3 separate regions of the Homo sapiens genome follow, and regions 1 and 2 are each linked to region 3. The links are chromatin contacts, found by Hi-C or POLR2A ChIA-PET in ENCODE. All regions are on one chromosome and are shown on one strand. Each heading gives the region's core, a stretch centred on a gene start or an enhancer-like site at or near the end of the contact. The rest is flanking DNA. Distances are from core to core; before and after follow the strand shown.

Evidence for each region. A loop is a pair of places that touch in the nucleus more often than their neighbours do. ChIA-PET counts read pairs that join two places held with the same protein, here RNA polymerase II (POLR2A). Pooled maps may share reads with other maps.
Region 1: a pooled map shows a loop between it and region 3 (2.6-fold over the local background). The contact joins the enhancer-like site here to the promoter of ANXA4 in region 3. A Hi-C loop is called at or near these places in 1 of 50 pooled maps. POLR2A ChIA-PET finds 5 or more read pairs at or near these places in 3 of 52 experiments (GM12878, OCI-LY7 and WTC11).
Region 2: a map of naive thymus-derived CD4-positive, alpha-beta T cell shows a loop between it and region 3 (2.5-fold over the local background). The contact joins the promoter of TIA1 here to the promoter of ANXA4 in region 3. A Hi-C loop is called at or near these places in 2 of 168 maps with a recorded cell type or tissue (gastrocnemius medialis and naive thymus-derived CD4-positive, alpha-beta T cell), 4 of 37 single-sample maps with no recorded cell type and 8 of 50 pooled maps.

Annotation. Positions count from the first base shown.
Region 1 is chr2:70,120,150-70,123,309 of GRCh38, reverse strand. No RefSeq gene overlaps it. Among named protein-coding and RNA genes, the nearest start is that of LINC01816, 3.6 kb to the left of the region's middle. RefSeq lists enhancers at 1-311, 2,127-2,226. Within about 2 kb of position 1,554, at least 5 of the 41 ENCODE cell types and tissues checked have a DNase peak (open chromatin) inside an H3K27ac peak, as active enhancers do; they include OCI-LY7, where a contact is called at or near this core.
Region 2 is chr2:70,247,293-70,250,618 of GRCh38, reverse strand. It overlaps TIA1 (TIA1 cytotoxic granule associated RNA binding protein), which reads left to right and starts at 1,991. Exons shown (of 13, transcript NM_022173.4): 1 at 1,991-2,214. The coding sequence starts at 2,189. It overlaps TRG-CCC2-1 (tRNA-Gly (anticodon CCC) 2-1), which reads left to right and starts at 1,558; the gene lies at 1,558-1,628. RefSeq lists enhancers at 1,595-2,409, 2,410-3,225.
Region 3 is chr2:69,740,759-69,744,232 of GRCh38, reverse strand. It overlaps ANXA4 (annexin A4), which reads right to left and starts at 2,099. Exons shown (of 13, transcript NM_001153.5): 1 at 2,058-2,099. RefSeq lists silencers at 1,831-2,070, 2,281-2,460.

The DNA of each region.
Region 1 (3,160 bases), core at 305-2,804, 380 kb before region 3:
CCACGTTTCTTCCCAAAGCCTACTGCATGCCCTTTGTGGGAGGAACTGCTCTGTCCTTGCAACGCCACTGTGTGTAGTACTTTCTCTGTATCTTACCAGTGGCATCGCCCACTCTGCCTGGGGTGCTGTTCCATACTTGCCCTTCTTCCAGTGCCATCTATGTGTGTGGTAAGACCTCAGCATAGCACTTTGCCCACGGTAAAGGATATGGTTTCGGGAGTCCCAAGACCCGGGTCCACGTCCCAGCTCTGACACTAAATGTGTTATCTTGAACATGTCACATGGCCTTTCTGAGCTTAATTTCCCCAAATGTAAAATGGAAATAGTAACTTATTTCATAGTGTTGCTGTGTTGATTAGATGAGACATTATATAAGAAAATGCTTTGTGAACTGTAAAGCTATTTACACACATAAATAATAGTAAAGATAGATATTATTCAGATGCTGGCAAGAGGGATATTCTTTGCAAAACAGAATTAAAAAAAAAAAAGAAAAGAAGGCATGGTGGCTCATCTCTATAAACCCAACACTTAGCACTTAGGGAGGTCGAGGCGAGAGGATCACTTGAGCCCAGGAGTTCAAAACCAGCCTGGGCAACATAGCAAGACTCCCGTCTCTACAAAAATAAAATTAGCCTGGCATGGTGGCATGCGCCATTAATCCTAGCTATTTGGGAGCCTGAGCCCAGGAATTTGAGGTTACAGTGAATTATGATCATCCCACTGCACTGCAGCCTGAGTTGCAGAGCATCTCTTGAAAAAAAAAACAAAAATGTGGGAAAACTGTGGAAAATGAAAAAGACTTCTTGGTTGCCATCTCCAAATTTGGGGACTGATTCCTAATTATTCCTTTTAGATCAATTACCAGGTGATGTTAAATATACTGTAATAGTAAAAGCTAGAAATAATCTAACTTTTGAACAGTTGGAGGATGATGAAGTTATGGGTAATGGGAATAATATGTTATCATCAAAGTTAAATTTCTGAAGAATATTTAATGACATGGGAAACCAGTCATAATATAACATGAAAGCTAAAAAAGCAAGGTACTAAATAGTGGTGGAGAGGAGGTGTAAGAAGAGACTTTTCTCACCACCCTTCACAGCTTTCTGTTTGGCCCCTGAGTGGGGTGTCTGATGCCAGAGAACGTGGGACATATTCTAAGGCCTTAGTCTTACACAAATAGCTCACTCCCTGCCTCCCAAGAGACAGGGATTCAGAACAGGTGAACCAGGAGCCTAGAGCCTCAGGGGAGACCAAGGACTGTCCCAGATCCAGGCCCTGATTCTGTGGCCCAATGGCCTGACAATCTAAGGTCCTCTGTCTACCACTTCTTCCAGCCGGACTGTGGACCTCAAACATAACCTCTCACTTCCTGCTTTGACACTGTTTCCAGAGTGGGTTTATAGGAAAGACCTCCTCCAAAAAAGCAGGCTCCAACTACCAACACTAGAGAACTAAGCTCTAGCCAGGTGCAGTGGCTCACGCCTAATCCCAGCACTTTGGGAGGCCGAGGGGGGCAGATCACTTGAGGTCAGGAATTCAAGAGCAGCCTGGCCAACATGGCAAATCCCTGTCTCTACTTTTAAAAATACAAAAATTAGCCGAGCGTGCTGGTGTGTGCCTGTAATCCCAGCTACTTGGGAGGCTGAGGCATGAGAATTGCTTGAACCCAGGAGGCAGAGGTTGTAGTGAGCTGAGATCACACCACTACACTCCAGCCCAGGCAAGGCAACAGAGCGAGACACCGCCTCAAAAAAAAAAAAAAGAAAAGAAAAGAAAAAGAGAGAACTAAGTTCCAAAAAGAGGGGCCATGTGGGCCACAGGAGAGGACAAAAATGAGCTGTCACTGGTGGTTGGGGAAGTGCAAGGGGCTCCAGAGAGAAGGTGACATTTATGCTGGTCATGGGATGGTATTTGGCAAGTGGAGATATGATCATTAAAAGAAAGTTGTATTGTTATTATCTTACATTTCATAGTTCAGGATGGGGGAGGGGAGATGTTTTGTTTAAAATACCCTTTCTCCTCTTTTTTTTTTTTTGAGATGGAGTCTTGCACTGTCACCCAGGCTGGAGTGCAGTGGCCCGATCTCGGCTCACTGCAAGCTCTGCCTCCCGGGTTCACACCATTCTCCTGCCTCAGTCTCGCAAGTAGCTGGGACTACAGGTGCCCGCCACCACGCCTGGCTAATTTTTTTTGTATTTTTAGTAGAGACGGGGTTTCACCATGTTAGCCAGGATGGTTTCCATCTCCTGACCTCGTGATCCACCCACCTCGGCCTCCCAAACTGCTGGGATTACAGGCATGAGCCACTGCACCCGGCCCCCTTTCTCCTCTTATTAAAACTTTTATTGTAGAAAATGTGGAAAATAAAGATAAGAATATTAAAACATAAATAAATAAAGATAAGAATAAAAGTTTCCAGGCCAGGTGCAGTGGCTTACGCCTTTAATCCTAGCACTTTGGGAGGCCAAGGCGGGCGGATCACCTGAGGTCGGGAGTTCGAGACCAGCCTGACCAAAATGGAGAAACCCTGTCTCTACTAAAAATACAAAATTAGCCAGATGTGGTGGCTCACGCCTGTAATCCCAGCTACTTGGGAGGCTGAGGCAGGAGAATTGCTTGAACCTGGGAGGCAGAGGTTGCGGTGAGCTGAGATTGCGCCATTGTACTCTAGCCTGGGCGACAGAGCGAGACTCTGCCTCAAACAAAAAAAAGGAATAAAAGTTTCCTATAACCTCACCATCTAGAGCAGTGGTTCTTAACCCTGGCTGCACATTAGTGTCTCCTGGGGAGTGTTTAGGAAATACCATGAACTTTCTCCACCAATAACTTGAAGGGAAAAAAAAGAAAAGAAATACCATGAACCATCTGCAGAGAATCTGGTTCACGTGGGGCGAGGTGGGCCCCATGTTCTCTCTCTCTCTCTTTTTTTTTTTTTTTTGAGACGGAGTCTTGCTCTGTTGACCAGGCTGGAGTGCAATGGTGCAATCTTGGCTCGCTGCAACCTCTGCCTCACAGGTTCAAGTGATTCTCCTGCCTCAGTCTCCCGAGTAGCTGGGATTACAGATGTGCACCACCACACCCCGCTAATTTTTGTATTTTTAGTAGAGATGGGGTTTCACCATGTCAAACTCCTGACCCCAGTTGATCCACCCAC
Region 2 (3,326 bases), core at 742-3,241, 510 kb before region 3:
TCAGCCGACATCACGTTTTTCGATGTGTAAATTCTCCTATGTTTAAAAAATATTTCTACAACTTAAATAAACTTACATCATAGATATTTTCCAGTTCAACACTACAGATCTGATTAATAGCTTTTCAATAACTGCAAAATAGTCCATAAAATGAATGTTCCATCTGGGGGCAGCGGCTCACGTCTGTTATCTCAGCACTTTGGGAGGCTAAGGCAGGCAGATCACCTGAGGTCAGGAGTTCAAGACCAGCCTGGCCAACATGGCAAAACCCTGTCTCTACTAAAATACAAAAATTAGTTAGGCTAATTTAGGTGGTGGCGCACGTCTGTAATCCCAGCTACTAGGGAGGCTGAGGCAGGAGAATCGCTTGAACCTGGGAGGCAGAGGTTGCAGTGAGCCAAGATTGTGTCACTGCACTCCAGCCTGGGAGATAGAGCGAGACTGTCTCAAAAAAAAAAAAGAAAGAAAGAAAAAGAAAAAGTTCCACATGTATTTGGTGTAAATTGAATAAATTACCATAAGTGGCATTGATGGATATTCAGGTTACTCCATTTTTTTCTACTGTAAACAATGCTGCAGTTGTATCTTGGCACATAAATCTTTATAAATTAATTGTTTTATTTCTGTAGGATAGATTCCTAGACATAGGATTACTTTAGTGACATATATATATAATAAGCAATGTGAAATGCATACAGAGTATACTGAATCACATTTCAGAGCTCTAATTTCTCTGCCTCCTAAAGTTGGACTGAAGTTTATGTATCTTTTGACTTGTTTACTTTTAAGATTCTTGTGACCAATTTGCATTAAATAGCTGGGGTTTTTTGTTTGTTTCTTTGTTTGTTTTTTGAGACGGATCCTCGTTCTGTTGCCCAGGCTGGAGTGCAATGGCAAGATCTCGGCTCACTGCAATCTCCACCTCCCAGATTCAAGGATTCTCCTGCCTCAGCCTCCTGAGTAGTTGGGATTACGGGCCCCCACCACCACATCCAGCTAATTTTTGTATTTTTAGTAGAGACAGGGTTTCGCCATGTTGGTCAGGCTGGTCTCGAACTCCTGATCTCAGGTGATCCGCCCGCCTCAGCCATCCAAAGTGCTGGAATAACAGGCGTGAGCCACTGCCCCCGGCCTAAACAGCTATTTCTTAAATGCTTTTCAATGTGCAATCAATACACGGAAGAAATGCAAATATAAATAAAAATCTGGCATCTGGAAATATCCTCCCCGCGCTGAAAAATCTGGCTAGCACCAACGACGCAAATTCTTAATAAAATCCTTACTTTTTTAAGTAAAACTTTTTTTCTTTTTTCTTATTTCTTAAGTAAACATTTTAAATTGAAATTTTTTTTCTGTACAGAGAAAGTTGAAACATCCATTCCTATGTTTGGGATGAGAAAAGATAAATTATTTATGTTATTGGAAAACAGAAGATTACAGACTGTCAATAAACTTTTACTTTTAAATGAATAAATAATACATGACAATTCTTTTCACATGAGAGAACGTCTGCTTCTATTTCCTCCTAAAATACTGTGGCGGCTGGGCATGTCAACAGCGCCGCTGGTGTAGTGGTATCATGCAAGATTCCCATTCTTGCGACCCGGGTTCGATTCCCGGGCGGCGCATAGGCGTTTTGCTTCTCGCTCGCTAAAAACCAGATAGCTTGAAGAGTCTTTATATATCTTTCCAAAAGAGGAAAGATTTAGGCTTTTTACTGTCCCTGAAGGTTTCCACTCCCTCATAATTCGCGGTCGAAACACTCGAATCCGCAGCCAGAAGACAAAAAAGTTCACGCAAATCGTGAAGTAGTTAATACTTGCGCCTGCGCAGTCTGAGGCGTCCCTCGCGTCGGGTGGAAGAGCGGCTGCGCAACAAGTGAACCTATGGATTAAGGTGTAGCCGGGCGGCCCGGAGGTTGAGAGTGCAAGATTATTCTGCGCCTGCGCGGCCCGGGTAACTTTGCTGGCTGCTCCTAGGCTCCCGGCTCGCCGCCATCTTGTATTGGGGTTTCATTGTTCCCGCTGGGCCGGGCGGTTTAGTGTAATTGCCGCCGGAGGAGGAGGCGGAGTAACCTCTGGTCAGCCGAGAAACCCCACTATCCTGTAGCCATAACCGCTTAAACGATTTGGGAGGTAGTGAAGGGCAGGGAGCTGGACCTGGAGGCGCCGCCGCGACAGCAGCAGCCATGGAGGACGAGATGCCCAAGACTCTGTGAGTCTGGGGCAGCGATGAGGGAGGCGGGATGGTGGTCGTCCCGGAGGGAAGGCCTCGGCCCTGCGCCGCTCCCAGCCTATTGTTCTCCGTGGACACCGCGATATCGTGGTTTTTGTTTCCTTAGCATGCACCTGGATGCTTACAACCAAGACCCAATCTGTGAGGACGAGGTGAAGGGAGACGGGGCTCAACCCTCTCAATTAATCCCTTCACTTTAGCAACACCATTGCATGACCTTTGCTCTCGCCACGGGCCCTCTGTGGTCTTAGACCTGGAGAAAAGACTTTAATTCAGACCTCTTTTTAGAACTCGTCGAACCTTCCTTTTGTCCTATGCTTTCTTTCCTTTTCCCGCTTCTCCCCCTTTTTGATTAACCTCTTCTTATCTTTACAGCCGTCTCCCTTTAATTTTACTTTTGATTTCCTACTGAAATTCTTCCTTTCATTTTCTTCTCGGTGATAAGATTTTTTTTCCTCCTCGAGGGTGCTTGTACTCATTTTCAGTGCAGTAAACTTTATTCTTGCAGTTGCCAATTGGAAAAAAGCCAAGCATTTTTCTTTAACCTCTGGCTTTCCTTCTGTAGCACCCACCGACCAAAAAGCCTAACCAGACACCCCAAGGATTTGGAAATCTCACCCAGAAGGAATATATCAATTGAGGGGAAATGGATTTAATATTATTTTTATAGTCGTTTACTACTGTTGTGATTGACATGGTGTTGAACGAGCGGGCTGTAAATGCCCTAACATATTTACAGAGAATTTTTAGAGATAGCGTTAAATTACCGGAGCGTGGATATTTTCTTTGTCGTGTGGCTTCCCCAACTGCGTTCTTTGTTTTTCGAGGTATTATCGGATGAGTTGATCCTGCCTTTGTTGGCATTTCTCGGAAGAAGAAAAGCTCAATGAGTTCTTGACATAGCTTTTTGTTTTTCTTGGATGACATAGCTTTTTGTTTATATTCTTGGAATACTGGCAGTTTGAGAGCTCCATGCATTAAAAATGCAATTTTAGGTTTCTCTTTGCAGCTCTCTAATAAAGTTGCTCTGAAGTACGATGTAATTGTTTTTTTACCTCCAAAATTTTTCCACTTTTAAGTTGCTATTTCTT
Region 3 (3,474 bases), core at 850-3,349:
TGGGCTTAAGTGAAACTCCCTCCCAGCCTCCCAAGTAGCTGGGACTACAGGTGGGTGTCACCATGCCCAAGTAATTTTTAAAATTTTTGTAGAGACGGGGTCTTGCTATGTTGCCCAGGCTTCCCCACCCCTTGTTTATTCTGGAACTTCAGGTACTCCCTGGCACACTGCCCACAATCCCCAGTGCCTGCCACTCATCTTTATCTCCCTTGGAGAAAAGCAGGCTTAGTCTAAAAGCAGATAATAAATGAGCTCAGGAAAACAAATGAGTGGCTGGACATAAACAAAGAAACATGCCACTGGACATGAGCCTGGGGATGACCAGGAGGCTCACCCTTTAAACACCAAGGCCTGGAGTGGTACATGGCTTGACTGTGCGGGTTACTCTCTAAATTGCTTGCAGAGAAACATTATCCCTAACCAAATGCAAGAACATCTAGGAGGGAAATTCACAGAAGCCCTTGATCCAGTAGTTGTGTGTCTGTGCCTGTCTATGTGTGGGTGGGGGCAGGGGTGTACTTGTGTCTCTATCTTCAATCAACAGAAATCTGACATGAGCTGAATGAGGATGGCCTTGGCCTGATAGGGCTCTGGAGAGTCAGCAGCTCTTGGGTCATGGGGTTATCCGTTTTCTTATCCCTGTCCACTTCCTCTCCTACTTGCTCTTCCACCTGTGTCTGAGAATTCCCTGGCAACTAAAAACCTAGGGTTTGGCCGCTGGGCACGGTGGCTCATGCCTGTAATCCCAGCACTTTGGGAGGCTAAGGCAGGTGGATCACCTGAGGTCAGGAGTTCAAGACCAGCCTGACCAACATGTTAAAACCCCATCTCTACTAAAAATACAAAAATTAGCCAGGCGTGTTGGCACACGCCTGTAGTCCCAGCTACTCGGGAGGCTGAGGCAGGAGAATCTCTTGAACCCAGAAGGCGGAGGTTGCAGTGAGCAGAGATCATATCACTGCGCTCCAGCCTGGGCAACAGAGCAAGACTCCATCTCAAAAAAAAAAATCTAGGGTTTGGTTATCAATAGAGTTACCAGTTACCTCCTGAATAGCTGAGACTATAGGCACGTGGTGGCATGCACCTGTAGTCTCAGCTACTCAGGAGGTTGAGGTGGGTGAAACACCTGAGCCTGGGAGGCAGAGTGAACTGTATCCAGCCACTGCACTCCAGCCTGGGCTACAGGAGTGAGACCTCGTCTCAAAACAAAACAAAACAAAAAATTAAAGGGCAAACAGTAGGGAGTGGAAGGGGGTGGTGGGGTGTCATGGACTGGTGGGCAGGAGAATGGATAACTTGGAGAGGGACACCTTATCTATCCTTCCCACTGTCAGCAGGAGAGAGCAGATGCCCAGTTCCATGTAAAGCACGAGTTATGCAGGACCCACTCTGCTCTGTCAGCTCAGAAGACTTGCATTGCCCCGGGGGTCACTTCTGCCGGTAAATGGTTGAGAAGCCTTCCTCCTTGGCACCAAAGTCTCCAGCTGGTCAAAGTCATGACAAAATGCTGAGACTGCGCCACCAGCCAACTCAAGTCATGGACCCTATAATAATCAGACTCCGATGTGCCGGGCACTGTGCCGAGGGCATTAGACACACGAGAAGGTAAGAAAGTGGTAAGGATCTAGGAGAAAGGAGTAAGTTTCTTAAATGGAGTAAAGAATTAAAAAGTAAACTGTAAGAGGTGTTAGGAGGAGTTAGCTACAGGCAAGATTATCTCGGTCCTTTCTTTTTGATGCAAAGCCTAGCACATGGACTGAATAAATAACTGCCGTGGTCTCTGACCCGCGTCCTGAGCCGTGTAAGCGGCCCTGGATGTCCTGGATGGTGCCAGCGGTTAAGCACCGCGCTCGCCTCCCTCTCGCCCACCCGGAGCGAGTCCAGGGCCCGCTGGCCCCCTCCACCCTGTGGCCGCCCGGGCTTGCCCGCAAGCCGGCGGCGAGCACCCACTCTGGGGTGCAGCGCGGAGCCGGGCATCCCCGCGAGACGCTCCCGGGCCACGCTCCCCGTTCCCTGAGCCCAGGACCCCCGGCCCGGAGCCCCTTTACCCCTCGTACCGAGGCCGGGCTGCGCTCCTCCTCTGCGGCTGCGGAGGTCACACCCTACTCAGGGCCAGACAGCGGGTCTTATCCGGGACGGATCCGCCCCACTGTGGGGTGGAGACTGAGCCCAAGTTCCTGGTTGTTCCTCTGCCCACGAGACCGGAAAATCCCTCTCTAGGGGAAGCGCACCTGGGGCCCCGGGCCGGGACGGCCGCGCCAGGAGCTCTCGGAGAGGCAGGCCTCGACCCCCGGCGGGTCCGCCCTCCACACGTGCCTGCTCCCCAGGCCCGCCCGGTCCCCCGGCCTCGCCCCCTGCCCGGATTGGACAGTGTCCCCAGTATCGCCAGCCCCGCTCCTGGCCGCGCAGGGTGGGAGCAGTTGGATTCTTGGGGTCCCGTTTCCCGGGCGCTCCACACCCTCGGAGGGCCGAGCCCGGGCCACCTCGCCAGTTCCTCCCTGCGCCTGCCGCGCCCAGCTCCGCGCCAAGCCGGAGTCCCGCGGCAAATCCGCGCTTCCCCCCACCTCGGGAAACCGTTCGTCTCCCAACGGCAGGTCGTGCCGAGCCCGTGGCCGGAAAAGTAGAAAGTGAAATCTGAAGGATACATTTCATTCCCCTCTTTCACATGAAAACACACATTCCCAAAAGTTTCCAGCACTTCCCTCTTCCCTGTGCGCCCAGCAGGCCAGGAAAGCTTTGGAGTAGGAGTTAGGAGCAGCCCCGGATCTTTGTACTCCTGTGAGTGACTAAAGTTTAGACACTGTCCGTAGCTCCCAGGTTCGGCTTGGCGCGGCGCTCATCCCTTGTAATAGTTCTGTGTTTTCATATCTGCTTCCCCTGCTGGACGCAGCCTCTTGAAGACACCAACTAGGGCTAGGTCGTCTTTGCACCCATGCCCAGCACCGATTTCGCCACGTAGTGAATGCTTGCAGAATGAATCCGTTGAGTCTATAGGCAAATTCAGTTTTTTTAAAAAACAGAGAATAGCCCGTTTGGGGAGTGTTTTCCATCCGACACATCAAAATCTAAGTGGTTAATGGCACCCTTAAAGCTGGAGAGGTAACATTAAATTATTTCATTAAGATGTAATTTTAAAAGGTGGTTTAATATGGTTTAGAGCACGGGTTTTAGGATCAGACTGATTTGGATACTAAAACTGGTTCTGCCTCTTTTATCTGCATATGATAACTTAAAAAATTAAGGCTGGGCACAGTGGCTCATGCCTGTAATCCCAGCACTTTGGGAGGCCAGGGCAAGTGGATCACTTTAGCCCAGGAGTTCGAGATAAGCCTGGCCAATGTGGTGAAATCCCATCTCAAAAAAAAAAAAAAAAAAAACATATATATAGCCGGGTGTGGTGGCATGCGCCTGTAGTCCCAGCTATTCAGTCGGATGAGGTGGGATAAACACCCAAGCCCGGGAGGCAGAGGCTCA